Linked DNA regions of Homo sapiens: region 1 is linked to region 2. The links are chromatin loops, found by intact Hi-C in ENCODE. Cell type or tissue: PC-3. All regions are shown on one strand.

What was found. A loop is a pair of places that touch in the nucleus more often than their neighbours do. Peaks named below come from ENCODE experiments on the same cell type or tissue, not always from the same donor. Only the 100,000 strongest peaks of a DNase experiment are listed, where the experiment ranks them.
Region 1: a loop joins it to region 2, with 3 times the contacts of the local background. A loop is called at or near these places in 1 of 110 quality-filtered maps.

What each region holds. Positions count from the first base shown.
Region 1 is chr2:15,141,176-15,143,675 of GRCh38, reverse strand. It overlaps a transcript of NBAS not described here. Among named protein-coding and RNA genes, the nearest start is that of NBAS, 420 kb to the left of the region's middle. RefSeq lists enhancers at 1,064-1,153, 1,544-1,613, 676-1,875 and a silencer at 897-1,191. In PC-3, no CTCF peak of the experiment used is centred here; a DNase peak (open chromatin) is centred at 1,135; H3K4me3 peaks cover 1,008 bases; H3K27ac peaks cover 2,213 bases.
Region 2 is chr2:15,030,781-15,033,280 of GRCh38, reverse strand. It overlaps a transcript of NBAS not described here. Among named protein-coding and RNA genes, the nearest start is that of LRATD1, 400 kb to the right of the region's middle. In PC-3, a CTCF peak has its summit at 1,340; no DNase peak of the experiment used is centred here.

The sequences.
Region 1 (2,500 bases), 110 kb before region 2:
AAGTTGACACTCATTATTAACCATCATACGAGGGGTGTGTGGAGGTTATGTAACCACCACTTGCAAACCTCCAAAGGGCTGCAGAGGGACACACGTGCTCTGTTTGGCTCTAAGGGCAGGACGAAGCCCGTGGGTGGAGAATTCATCCAGTCCATTCAGAGACCCATCTCACAGACATGCCCTTGTTTCTAAGTTGTTTGTGTTTGTTCTGAGTTTCATGTTCGACTGACTCTTCAGTGAAATCACAAGGGCCTCAGGATCAAAACTGCTCCGTCAACCAGTGTTGGATTTGCAGCGGCCCCTGCAACATGAAGGTGCTGAGGGTATGGGCTTCAGAGTCAGACAAACTCCAGGTGGATCTCAGCTCTGCAGACGCGGACTTGCTGCAGGACCACGGGCTCAATGAGCCTCTAATTCTTGTTTGTAAAAGAAGGATCGTAATCGATTTCACAGGGTTGTTTGTGAGCCTTAAGTGAGATAAAGAATTGTAGAAAGGGGCTGAGTACCTGGTCAAGCCCTGTAGGTGGCAAAAAGGGGTAAATGATAACAGTAGGCTTCCAGATCTTCTGATCTATTTGGGGTGACAAGACACGCTGAAAGCAGAAAATAACCAAGTACATATTTCAACGGGCTGATGAGTGAGTAGTCTAGAGAATACTGCACGGACCAGTTTGTTTCTTTTGCAGAGCTAGTGTTCCAAAATGACTTGTTGCAGGAGGTCAGGATGACTCTTTGGGCACCCTTTGCTCAACCTTTAATTATAAAAACTATTAGCAAAACGGAGGGATGTTTCTTTTAACGTTTCAACATCTTCCTTGCCCTCATCTGTACGCTAGATGTAGGTTCAAAAGTAAAGCAAAGGTGCTCTTAAGATATCTCTTGAGGGGATGTGTGTTTCTATCCATGGAATGTTCCTTATCTCCCCTCTCCATCATCCTCTGCAGAGATAGACAGAGAGCACTTGAGAGGAAGATGACAGGAAGACTTTACAGCCGGCACCGTGGAAATAGCCCCTTCGGGGAACAGGATGTGGCAGGGATAAACCTGTATTTGGAGTTTTTAGCAAGGCCCAGCAGGATGACTAATGCAGGAAGGTGCCAGTCAGGGAGCTGGCAGATGTCTCTTCAAAACAAGGGGAGCGTTCCCTCAAATATTTGCCTGTCAGCCTTGCGGAGGCGACCATTTTTAGCTCTTCAATAAATTGTCCCTTTGTGGCAGTAGCAGCTAAGCCTCCTGACGTCATCTGCAGGAACCTTATTTGGTTTTGTTGGGGAAGCATTTCAAGCTGAGAAATGCACATGCCTCCTCCCGGATGTGACATTCATCTGCTGAGCTCAGCCCACACACCTGTGCCTCTCAGCAAAGCCACATGTGCTGTTTCGGGCAGAGGTTGACAAACGTCAAGGCTGGCTGCTCTCAGTTGCTCTATTATCTCCTTCCTGCTGCTGTCTTCCGGTTCCCCTCATTTTTCGTGCATTTGCAACTGTTGACAGGCTGGGTTGCTGAGGGTGGTTACCTCTGACATGCACTCCTCCTGGCATTTTCTGAATATCATCGTTCTGAAGTGTGTGTCCCCCAACACGTGGGTGGAGATGAATGGGTATTCCATATTCAGTGATTGGAGGTAATGCTGGATTTATTCTCTGACATGAATTTTGTGATTGTAAATGTCACAGACTCACACTGTTTTTAAATATGTTTATGACTTCAGAGTCAATGGGAATCTGAATTTCAAGAGCTCATTATTTCTCTTTCCAGGAAGGGGAAAACAAAACCCGTACAGACATAATAACATCTGCTGAGTTTATTTGGTGCCTGACATCAGTGATGTTGGATTTGAACTGTTCTCTAGCATCCCCTGCCCCTTTTTTATTGGGGGAAAGGGTATGATCTGCTAAAGAAAGCACAGGTTTTGAGTTCTAGTCTCTCCACTTTGCCTGAGTGCATGAGTGGCCCCTACGGTAAAAACAAAAAACAAAACAAAACAAAACAAAATTGATTTTGCTGAAAATGAGCAATATGTTCACATTGTGCATCAAATATCTTGGTTTTGTATCAAAATGAGTCTAGCCTTTATAAACCAGCATGCTAACTCTTTCCTCAGCTTCAGTTTAGGGGTTAATTGTAATGTTTAAAAACAGAATGACATCGTCTCAGGCCTCTAGAATATGGAGTAAGAAACAGATCAAGAGAAAAGGGCTCTCCCCAGTCCAAGCTCTGCCATTCGCTGATGCTACATCCTGGATAAGACCACGAATCTGCCTGAGCCTCACTGTTGTCGTCTGTAAAACGGGTGCTGTGATTGCCAACTCACTGGGCAGTCCCCGGTACTAAATGAGCTAGTGTGTGTGTGAAATCACTGAACTCATAAGATTTGCTCATATACACATGTTGGGTTTAAACAGAGGAAATCTCACCATAGTCTAGGCCAATTCAAAATTGTAGAGCTCTGCAGAGGGAGCGGGAGAGGAAGGAAAAGAGTGAAGGAGGGAGGGAGAGA
Region 2 (2,500 bases):
TGGAACAGGCATAGGATATTTATTCCCAGTTCAAAAGGGAGAAATAGGAAAAAGAAAGGAGTAAAGGGTCCCAAGTAAGTCTGAAACCTAACAGGGCAAACAGCACTAAACCTTACATCTTCAGAATAATCTTCTTTGGTCTGATGCTATGCCCATTGGAGTGGCCGTTCCACTTTCCAGACCCACTGGGGTGGTGGTCCTTTCCCCAGAGCTCTGCCAGGCAGGGATCCTGCCCCCAGGGTTCTGCTGGATAGTAGTCAAGTTCTTAAGACTTTGGGTAGCTCATGGCTTTGGGCAGAGGTTGGTTGGCCTGAGGAAAGCTAGGTGACCTCCTTCCCCTATGAAATCAAAGAGATAGCCATGATGATCTCTGAACTGCCTTTAGGGTCATTCTTCCCTTGTCTTGAAGAATAGAGCATGTTTTCAGCCAAATAGCTCTGCTGTGCCATCTGTGCTGCCCCATATGATAACCTTCCTTCATTCCTTCTCAGATCCTTCCTTTCAGTTGGAACTGGCAGTTTTCCTACTGGGGTAGCTGGTTAAGTCCGTGGTTCACACCCATGGGAATCTCCTTATTAAATGATCTCTCCACCATATCCTTGATGCTCTCTTCTGAACATGTTTTCTCATTTTTTGCAATATAGATAGGCCAAAAATTTTCTAAATATTTAAGTTCTAGTTCCTTCTTGCTTAATAACTCTGTCTTCAGGTTATTACCCTCTCCTTGTATTTTACTACAAGCTATGAGGAGGAATTCAGTTACTCCTTCAACACCAGTTTAGAAACCTACTCAACCAACTATCTAATTTCATCACTCACAAGTTCTACCTTTCACAAGACACTGGAACATAAATAAAATTGGGCAAAGTTATTTGCCATGTTACAACAAGAATTTCTTGTTCTCTATTGTTCAGTTATACAATCCTCATTTCCACTGGAGACCTCATCAGAATGGCCTTTTAAAAGTTTCTTCATAACAGTCTCAGCTTATTCTAGCATGCACCTCAAAACTCTTCCAGTCTCAGTACATTACCTCATTTCAAAGCCACTTACACATTTGTAGGCACTGTTACAGCGGCACCCCACTTCTTGGTACCAATTTCTGTCTCAGTCACAAACATCTAGTCCATAGCAAGGTGGAGTCCAGGAGAAGAGTAATGACTGAGCACACAGTATTAGTTTAACCCCTGGGGATTTTAGAGTGTGGTCAGGAAACAACTCGACTCCATTCCTCTGCAGCTGGTTCAGATCTGCACTGTGGCGCTAGCCAGCCCTGCCCTCTCTGTTCCTTCTCTGGTTAGTTACTCAAGACTTGTGCTGGCACCTCTGGCCACCTAGAGGCACACTTCTACACTTCTACATTCTTCCAGCTGAGGTCTCTTGGGCTTTCAGGAGGCCCTCCCTGGCAAGATCCAGGATAATCTCCAGCCAGTTCTCTTTCACAGGGCCCCATCTGACCCCACATCATTTGCATGAGGAATTCAGCACACACTTGCTCGCCCAGTGCAGTAGCCTGTCTTCATGCAACAGTGTTGCCTGAGCAGCTAGTCAGCCACAGGCCTTTCAAATTTCACAGGCATGAATAAGTTGGGTTTTCCAAGCTCTGGGAATGTGGGGGAAAAGCTCTCTTCATGGTTCCGAAGCCCCTCTTACTAGGCTGGAGTTGAGGGAGGAGGTGAGATGGCACACCAACTGCCTCTCCACATCTGTTCTCCAGCTTTTTCTCTCTCTTGTCTTTTATCCAACCTCAGCTATAGACCAGAGGTGGGTAGTTTGCTAGGGGTCTTCTGCCTCACTGTGGACCATGGGATTAGTTGGCATTCATTGTCTCGAGGCCTCAACCAAACAAAATTTGAAAGAGCTCTGTGTAACTGCCACAAAGAATGTAGTGCAGTTTGACTGGGACTTGGATCAGGACTGTGGACATGTTGAGATTATGGTTCTTAAGTCCTTTACTTTAAAAATGAGACTATTGAGGCTTAGAGATGCTAAACAACTTGTCCAAGCTCACACAGCTATTTAGTGGTAGAGTTGGCAGTTAACATGAGATTGTTGGTTGCTGATAACCCTTGTAGCTCCCAACTCCATGTCAATTATCATAAATTGCTTCATGACCATGAGATGCTTTATATTTTTTGACAGCCAATGATTGGCATATTGCTATAGGAACTATACATTCTGTAAAAACACTTAGAGATTATACTTTCTCTTTTTATATTTGTAATCAAATGATGGAGTGGCGCATAGCAGCCAATCTGTGATTCACAACTAGGGTTCTGAGGCAGTGCCGGGGACAAAGGAGAACACGGTCAGATTCCTAGGACCCTGACATCACACATGGAGAGGCCAGTTTGCCACACACAATCTCTTGCAGTGGTTCTCAATGAGAGGACATCAGCAATGTCTGGAGACATTTTTGGTTGTCATAACTGGGAGGAGAGGGGGTGATATTGATATCTAGTGGGCAGAGGCCAGGGATGCTGCTCTACATCCTACCATG